2 separate regions of the Homo sapiens genome follow, and region 1 is linked to region 2. A link is a contact called in ENCODE Hi-C data. All regions are on one chromosome and are shown on one strand. The core of a region is the stretch at or near the end of the contact, and the rest is flanking DNA. Distances in the headings are between cores, read along the strand shown. Region 1 has its middle 58 kb from the start of MIR8052. Region 2 overlaps ADAMTS15 (ADAM metallopeptidase with thrombospondin type 1 motif 15).

What was found. Hi-C counts contacts between places; a loop is a spot of excess contacts on that map. Pooled maps may share reads with other maps.
Region 1: a loop to region 2 is called in a map of ascending aorta, with 2.2 times the contacts of the local background. The contact joins two enhancer-like sites. A Hi-C loop is called at or near these places in 2 of 168 maps with a recorded cell type or tissue (IMR-90 and ascending aorta) and 6 of 50 pooled maps.

What each region holds. Positions count from the first base shown.
Region 1 is chr11:130,606,767-130,611,564 of GRCh38, forward strand. No RefSeq gene overlaps it. Among named protein-coding and RNA genes, the nearest start is that of MIR8052, 58 kb to the right of the region's middle. Within about 2 kb of position 2,750, at least 18 of the 41 ENCODE cell types and tissues checked have a DNase peak (open chromatin) inside an H3K27ac peak, as active enhancers do; they include ascending aorta, where a contact is called at or near this core.
Region 2 is chr11:130,476,495-130,480,895 of GRCh38, forward strand. It overlaps ADAMTS15 (ADAM metallopeptidase with thrombospondin type 1 motif 15), which reads left to right. Exons shown (of 8, transcript NM_139055.4): 8 at 1-151. Among named protein-coding and RNA genes, the nearest start is that of ADAMTS15, 30 kb to the left of the region's middle. RefSeq lists an enhancer at 1,193-2,392. Within about 2 kb of position 2,141, at least 24 of the 41 ENCODE cell types and tissues checked have a DNase peak (open chromatin) inside an H3K27ac peak, as active enhancers do; they include ascending aorta, where a contact is called at or near this core.

The sequences.
Region 1 (4,798 bases), core at 1,500-3,999, 130 kb after region 2:
TAGGGTGGAGTGACCTTCCCAAAGCAGCTTGGCCATGTTCTCCGGATGTCAGGAAGCAGCCTGGGCACCAGCTCACTGCATGGGCCTCTTCTCAGATCCAGATGCAAGAGTCAGAGACTCCACCCATGGGCCCCATGCCTAAGGGGTCAGAGACATAACTTGTGAAGTGGGTTCTGTGGTGGCTGGGGCCCACTGTCCCCTCCCCGTCCCTTGCTGATGTGGAAGGACCAGTGTGTGCTGACCTATGGTGTTCCTTCCTGATCCAATCCTTCTAACCCCTGCCCCCTTACCTCCCACTGGGGCATTCCAAAGCCACGAAGCATCCACTTGGCAGCCCTCTCCAGCGTCACCCAGATATCGCTGGCCTGTGTTCAAGTGCCCATCTAAGCCCAACACGGGGTTGCCTGGTCTAGGGGAACTCACCCTGGGGAGATGTCACCCTCTGGCAACAGCTGACTCTATTTATTCAGATGAGAACAATTTTCTCTCCTTTTGCACTTTCAACAAGCTTGACTTGAGGCTCCCCCATTGCTAGGCTGCCAAAAGCAATAAAAGGCTGAGGAGGAGGTGGAGGGAGGGTGGGGGTAGACGCTCCACGGTAATTGAGCTGTCAGCTGAGCCCTGGGGCTTCCTGGATCTGGGGTGTCTCACAGCCCACATGGGCTTGTTTGCAGCAATAGGGAAGGGAGCCGTTTGACTTCATAATCACTCAGAGAGATAGCGGTGCTCAGGGCAGGTGGGGTGGGCCTGGGTGGAAGGCGCTGCTAACCAGACTCCCATGTTGTCGGCTTCCTTCTGGTCTGGGCTGGAGCTGCCTCAATAGTTTGAACAGGAAACCGAACTGTCACATGGAGGTGGTGGGTGGGGATCATTGTGGGGTAGAGGGCCTCAATGCTGTGTGCTCTGTGATGTGCCAAAATGAGTAAGTCAGGAGACGATGTCCAGGTACACCCCAAATCTGAGGGCCCAAAGAGCAGCTTGGCTCTCGCCAGAGCATCCCTGTTTGTTTTTCAGTTTTGCTGGCTTTTTGCTGTTCTACAGTAGTGACTCTTGTGGGATTATTGGGCTATTAGTTCCCCGGGAGGAGGGTCCTGGAGTATCATTTCTGCCAGCCTGCCACCGTCCGGGTGTCTTGGGTGAGAAGACAGGTATGCACTCTGGGCTGCTCTGAGTGGACCTGGCTGCCCTGGGGCTGCAAAGCTGGGCCCCTTTCACCCGGGGACTTGGATGGCTTGGGATGCTATCAAGAGTGGGATGCAGAGGAAGGCAGTGAGCAGCTTCCTTAAGGGAGGGTCACAAGGACCCACATCACTATCATTTGGAAACAGTTTATTGTCCCAGTTTGGCATTCAGCTGCTCTGCTTGCCTTCCCCTTCACACTCATTCTCTTGTCCTTCCCCAGTCCTCGCTCAGATCCAGCATCCCCCACACCTGGCACCACAGGGGCCTTTGCTCACACTGCCCCCTCTGCCATGATGGCCCTTTCCTCGTGTCCAACCACACCCATGGATCACACTCTACTTCCTCCCTAATTCCTTCCTGAAACTCCTCTGAGACCTCTCTGGCTTCCCTGTCCTTTCCTCATCCCTCACTTACAGCACCAAGACCCCTCTGTCTCCTGTCAGTGGCTCAGGAATGGCCCTGCGTCTCCCGCTAGATTGAGCTTCCTGAAGGAGAGATTCTCGCTCTCTCACGCTGTGCCTCCTTCACACGCCTAGCACAGGCCCTGTGAGCAGGTGTGCAGCAATTCCCTGTGTGGGTGAGACATCCCGCAAGCAAGCATTAACATTTGCACATTTGCATAGTGCATGATAAAGATGGAGCTCCTGCTCTCGGTAGCTCTTCATTTGGAACAGAGGGCTCTGATGGGGGCCAATGAATAAATGAAAAGGCCCTATGTATGGGTATGCCTTAAACCCGGTTTGTGGTTGTTGGAGCAGGCTTTCTACCAATGCTCCTGGGGCTCAGTGATAGTTCTGGATCACCCATATTGTCTTGTCAGTCTCACCTGCAAATTTCTAGTTTGAAAGTCTTGGGAAGCCTGCACTAGACACCTCTGTGCTAATCCTAGAGGGGAACCAGCTTAAGAAATAAGCCACCACCTTTGATGGGACCTAAGTCCCTAGGTCACTGTCCAGCAGCACCACTTGATTCCTAGCTCTGGCCCCAGGGGTTGATCTCAAAATAAATTTCAAATCATAGTTGATGGGAAAAAAAAGAAGATTGAGATGAAATTAAAAATAAATGGGAATAGCATACGGAAGTATAGGGAGGGCAGAGCTGGGGCCGGGGCCCCTGGGTGCTTAAAGGAGAAAGATGTTCTTCCCATGAGAAAAATCATCTAAGAGCATCAAATAAGCCTCTTGTGAGGGATAGAGACTCCTCTGTCCCCAGACTCCTCCCACTGAGAAAGTGGGTGGCTCTAGACTTGTGCTGGCTCCTGATGTAGGGCTCATGGGCGGGGCTCAGACTCAGGGCTAGTGAAGGAGGCTGAGAACAACCGGGACGTCATCTCAGAACATCTTTCGCAACTGGATTTAGAGATTAATTGAGGTAAAGGGAAGAGATGCAAATACTTCTCCTCCTCCTTCTATCGTCTCTACCCTCATCAGCTTCCAAGCTTGGGAAAAAAGTGATTTCTAACCATCTCTCTTCCTTGTCCAAGGCTCTTTGGAGAAAATAAGACACACAGGGTCAGAGGGAGGGTAGCCCAGCCAGGCGGGTGTCCCAGCAGAGACTGGGCAGGAGCCTGGCAGGCACACCCTGTCCAAGGCAGCCTGTGCTAGCCCAGGAGTGGGAGGCGATAGGAATGGGGGTGCTGTGTGCTGCCCTGGGCTCAGGGTGACACCCCTTTCCCTGAAAAAAACGTGTTATGTTATTTGACCTGAGGGAACACCCTTTAAGAGACTCCTGAGACCCAAACAAAGTCCTTTATCTGCAAACCAGAGACCTTCTTTGGGTACCCGCCAGCAACAGAGATCTGAGCTGGCTAGAGAGAGGGTGGCGGAAGCCCAGTGCCCGTCTTCCTTGAGTCCCAGATGGGAGCTGAGGCTTCTAGGTAGGGGTCAAGAGGCTTGGATTTGCCATGACCCCATGTGGCTTTTGACTGCAGAGCTCAGAGACGGCAGCCCACTGCCAGGAAGAACTCTCTTCCAAGTTCGGGCTGGCTCAGGGCCCCGAGGACTCTGTCCAGGGAGCCATGGCCTGTGGACCACAGAAATGGTCAGATGCTGTGGTGCGTGTGCTGTTGAATCAGAAGCATTGCCAGCATGAAGAATTTTCAAAGCATGCCAAAGCATTGCCAGCATGAAGAATTTTCTCCACTGTACAAGTCCCCCTTGAATTTTGTCTTGACCCTGCCCGCATTTTCTTAGTCACTGACATTTATTTTTCATCTCTCTGGGCTCAGAAAATCAACTCTCTTAGGCCCACTTGGTGTTTGAAGTGGGACAGGATTTCCAGGACGCCTGCAATTCAGAGGTCAGTAGAGGAATGAAGGAGTAGAATCTGAGCCTGAACCCCCCAAAATTCAAGGGGGACTTTGTTACCTTTTTGTAGTCGGACAGACATTGAAGAAATGCTTTTATGTCCTGGGTTTTCCAATTGCTATGACATGCAAACTCTTCTTAATGAAAATTTTTTGAGTGTGGGTTTACTTCAGGCCCTGGATCCTTTGCCTGGATTTCTTTAGATTGGCTTCGGAGACTAAAGCACGGGGGAGTTACTGCTATTATTTTCCTAAACCCATCACAGACAGGGGCATGTTTCCTGACCTCAGAGAGAAGTAAAGAGATCCTTTCTGTTTTTTGAAACCCCTTCTGTTCCCTAAGGGAATGAGACTGGCTGCCATCTCCAAGATTGCACGTATGCAGCAAGAGAGACAGGTGGGCCTGATTTCTGCAGGGCTCCAAAAGGCCAAACTGGGACTGACAGAAAGATCCAGGGCTGGCCGGGGTGAAGGGCTGTTAACTGGCTCTGGAACTAGGCTAGGTAGAATCCCTTGAGATCTTCCAGAGGGTATGCTGTCCCCAAATTCCATCTTTTTCCTTCATCTTGGAGGGTCTGGCTTGGCACCCCTGAACAGCTTTCTAGGATTGAAATTTCTGCTTCCTTTTTTGCCCTTCTCCTCCAACCTTTGAACCTTGTTTCTACTCCATGACCCACTGAGCTCTCTGGGTTTTCCATTTTAAAAACAAGGCCCTTATATTAAGAATGAAAACCAGAACCTCTTCTGGTTGTCACATGTGCTTCCAGAAATAGTGCCCCAATACTATTTAAGACCCTGAAGTCAGAATTTCCAAGGAAGCATCTGGGGTGGTCTCCAGGGGGTGAGGTGCCCTGCAGTGGCCTGGGAGATAGCTCTGCCCCACCTTTGGGACCACATGCTCCTTGGGAAGCTTGGACTGTCTCTTTCTCTGGGTCCCATCTGGCTAGTTTGTCAGCTGAGCAGCCCCTGGAGGATGCAAAGAAAGATTTGGCCCTTAACCGAACCAGGGATCAGCCTCCGCTGCTGAGTGCTAAGAGATTTAAGGATCTGGTGTATCCCAGAGGTTAACAGTAAGAGCTCTGCAGTCAGACCCACCTCTGCACTTTCCAGCTATGTGACCTCAGAAAAGTTCTTTTATTTTCCCTGTCTCTAAATCCTCATCTATAAATGGGAGCTGATAATATCTCCTCATAAGGTTGCCATAATGATTAATAAAGTAGCATAGAGGAAATGCTTGGTAGAGTTCTGGTCCACAGTAAGTGCTCAATCCATGGTAGTGGTCAGCACATATACGATTACCTATAGTGATGC
Region 2 (4,401 bases), core at 891-3,390:
CGTTGTGTTTGGTTCTTTTGCACTCCATGTACTGCAGAAGGATGGAAGGACCTGGGTGCTGGCTGGGCTGTGTATACTGTGTATACAAGGGAGCTGGCTGCTGAGGTGACCACAGCCTTCTCCTAATAAAGCTGTAAGTATTTAAAACCTGTGTCCTGCCTCTGTGACTGCTTCTCATTCATGCATGCATTCCTCACATCCATGGAATGCCCAGCTTCGCCAGCCACTGTGCTAGGAGCTATGGAGACAGCAGTGACCTTGACAGGCACAGTCCTGGTCCTGTGCAGCTCCCAGGTTAGCTGAGGAGGCAGAGCTCAAGTCAGCAAGCAGAGAGTTGTGGCAGATCGTGCTACAAGTGAAGGAGACACCAACTGATGCTGAGAGTGGGAGCTTGGATGTGGGCGTTTGATCGCATTTGAACTTTTTCAGAGAGAAGGAGCTGAAAAAAGAAACGAAGAAAAAAAAGCTTGGGTGTGGGAGAGAGTGATCAGGGAAAGCCCCTCAGAGGAAGGGACAACGAAACAGATTGAAGGGTGAGACAGCAGCCCTGTTAAAAGGGGACGGGCCTTGTAGCAGACAAGCAGAAGGCCCAGTCCTGGGGGCCGCTGGGGCGGGGTTTCAGGAGTGCTTGAGAGAAGCTCTGGGGCCGTGCGTGGGTGAAGGGACGAGGCACGGGAGAGGCCAGAGGGGCCCCTGTCCTGTGGGCTTCCAGTCTCCTGCCTTAGGAGGAAACCCCAAGTGTCCCGAGGGAAAGGTTCCTTCTCTTTGGAGAGAGAATGTTTCTCTCTTCCTAGTTTTGTGCTGGTCTGGAAATGTTAGCAAATATACAGGCGTGGGAGAGGTGTGACGCATTGCAAAGAACATCTAGAAACTCGTGTTGGTCGCGGGTCTGAGATCCTCTCTTGGAATCCTCATTTCCTACCTGCAAAGTGAGAAGGGTAGATTCAGTGTTCTATTAGGGCACGTTCAGCTTTAGCAGTCTGGGTTTCTAGGCCCAGTTATGGTTTAGATTTTGCTAGCTGATGGTTTGTTTTCAGTTTGGGGTTCAGAGATGAAGGGGTTTCTCCTGTTGACTTTCCAGCAGGGCAAGGCCATGGGGAATGACTTCCTCTTGAGCTGCGAGAGCTGCCCCTTCAGGCATGTGGGTGAGGGATGTGGGGAGGTTGGACAAAGTTTCAGCACTTGATAGAAGGTTCTGGAAGAAGGAAGAACTAGCCAGAAGAGGCTGCATGAGTCTATGAGCTAGCAGAAGGCCCAGAAGGGAACTGCAGGGGTCTGGGTTAATGTATAAACTGGAAGTCAGCAATTGTAAGATCTTTCTAAAATTGCTCAAAATGTTGTCATATTCCTGGGGTTATTTTTGTAATCCTTTTTGTTTTCCATTGAAGCAATTGCCAGTAAAACCTTTCTAAGGAAAAGGTCCTCTGGGCTGCTTTGGGGATCAGCAAATTAAAGAGGAAGCAGAGGAGGCTGGGTCCCAACTACAGCGGCGCCTGGAGGCTCAGGAGAGCTCCAGGTAAGGCAATGGGGTGTGTGGCGGGCAACAAGCTTGGCTGCATTTTAAAGTTTCTGGAGAAGGAAGCAGCAGTTTCCTAAATTTGCTGGCCTTTGAAGAGAGGTAGGAACGATTTGCTTTGTAATCCATCCTCTGGAGGGGAATGCGTTCTTGCCCCAGTGAGAAAAAACCTTGATAATTACAAAAAGGTGTCGACCCCTGGGTCGTGCTCTGCCTGCCCAGTGAACCCTGGCGAGCCCCCAGCAGGCTGAGCTGGCGTGGCCAAGGGCAGCGCGTGTGACCCCAAGTGTCTTTCCTTTGCTCCTTGGCTTGTCTCCAGCCCTCATGGATGAGTCAGCCCTGAAGCCTGCAATCCCAGCAACAAATCCCAGAAGAGCAGAACATCCCCCTTCATCACTGCCATGGTGTCACCCCTCAGCCCCCGGCAGCTGTGAGAAGGCAGCAGTGAAATGTTTGCTGCTCCAAAGCATGAAACTGGGGAGGGAGAGGGCAGCCAGAAACTCAGCCTTCACCTTCCCCTCCCTTCAGGCCCACCCCTTCGTGCTCAGCTGGGCAGCCCTGCCTTTGTTTTGCTCTCCTGAGCTGTGGTCAGTAACGTAAGTCACGTTCCAAGCAGTGACCAGAATGTTGTGAAGGAGGAGATAAGAGTTCCTGACCTCCCGAGGCATTCCAAAGAAGAAACAGAACTATTTGTTTCCAAAGGAGAACAATTTTAGCAGAAAGGGTAAGATAGAGGGAGATGAAGAGAGGAGGGAATCTCCTCGTGAAAAACTGGATTTGGGAAAAGGGTGAAAATATTGTCATGGGGAATGGCTGGAATTTGATGAGATTTTAGCTGTACTCCTAGGCTGTTAGAAACAATTGCCTTCGTATCATTCCCCGTTCCTGTACCTAGCCACGGTCCCAGACAGTGTCCAGGGCCTTAAGCCACTGCTGTCCCAGACATCTGACCAACAGTTCAGATGACCTCAGGGGACTGGGATTCTGGCCTCAGCAGGGAGTACCCCGAATCTCTGCCATGGGTAATTGAGCAGATACTCCTGATGTGGTTTTGTTGTTGTTGAGGATTTTGAGAAAAGAGCCTTTGAGAGTGCTCTGGAAATGTGTTCAGGAGGATGACATGGCTTTTCTAAGCACCCTCCCTGGGCTGAGTCTGCAGTGCATGGGAACCTGGTTCTGAAGCTGCAGTTACACACAGCACCCAGAGCCCAGGGCTTGGGACACAGTCAGTGGTCAATGAGTATTTGTGACGCAGAGGCTTCCTTGGGAACACACAGTAAACCAAGAGGGATGAAGGAGCCTGTCTCCGGTGGAAATGTGGGGACGCTTCTCAGTGTAGGCACTGTCTGTCTGCATACATGGTCCTGTTTGATCTTCACCGCCTGCCCGGTGCTGCTGCTCCTTGCAGCCCTCTGCTCAGCTCACGCATTTCATACGCTTTCCTTGGGGATCACGTGCTATCTCACTGCTCAGTTAAAACCAACACATCAGTGGATTCTGCGTCTGCATACATAACCCTCCCACCCACCTGTGTTCACCCAGACTCCCCACCAACCCCACACAGACCACCCCAAACATCTCATTATTCATCCAGTCACATGACTTGATTCCACCTCCAGGATATCTTCAAACTTGGTCCCTTTCTTCCTTCCCACTGCTGCTGCTGTAGTGCAGGCCAGCATCATGTCTCACTGGAGTATATCCGTAGTCTGTACCTGTTTTCCCTTGTTTCAGATTCGTCCGCTTTCAATCTTTCCAGCAGGTGTGACATTTAGTGACAGCAGGTGCCCCATCTTGAGCTCTCATGGCACCCTCTGCGTCTTCTGACATTGAGCGAATTGCTTGTCCGTCTCTTTGGCTATACCCTAAAGACCTCGAGGGCAGGCTTTAATTGTCTTGGCACTAAGTGCTTGGCACACAGTAATCATATAATGATAATAGCCATCACCCAGCATTAACTATATATAAGCATTCTATTAAGGTCTTTACTTCTCTTATTGTATTTATTGTTCATAACAACATTATGAATTATATTCTATCACTGCCCCTCCTCGTGTATCAGGAAGCTGAGGATCAAAGATGTTAGGGACCTTTAGATATTCCCCCGACTTGTAAATGGCAGCATCAGGACTCCGAGCCCTGTATTTACTGAAGAAGTTGTAGAATGAACCGCTTAGCCTACTCCTCGAGAAACATTTTTTTGGGGGAGATGGACATGAGAAAATGATTATGATGGCGCATGAGAAGTGCTCCAACAGAGGTATGCTTCTAGATCTATGGGAATTATACACGAAGCAATTGCAGGAATCACTGAGTGGACCTGGGAAGGAGTCAGAGGAAATGATGCTCTTGAGCTGAGTTTTGAAGAATGAATAGAATTTGTTGGGCAGATAAGGAGATTCCTGGAAGTGTGGCCAGCACGTACGATGGCATGGAGGTCAGGAATGAAAACAGCTTGATGTGGCTGGACTGTAGAATACATGAGAGAGTGGTGGGCTTGAAGCCTAGGCTGGGCTGGGGTCTGATCATGGAGGGCCTTCTATGTTGCATTAGGGAGTTTTTGCTTTGTTTGACAGGCAGCAGAGAGCCATGGAAATATTTTAAATCAGACTGTAATTAGCTCACCACTCCAGTGAGCTGGTAGTAAGCATGGACTGGGATAGGAAAAGACTGTTGGCAGAAAGACCAAGTAAGAGGCTCCTGCAATAATCCAGATTTAAGACCATGAAAGCCTGGCAGTGTAAGTGGATTGGAGAGGATGACATAAATTCTAGAAATATCTAGGAGAAGTATGAGCTGGTCTTGAGTGCTAACCGTGTGCAGCGTATGACAATAAAAGCAATGTCAGAGGAAATGCAGATTAATGTTTTCCATCTCAACGACTT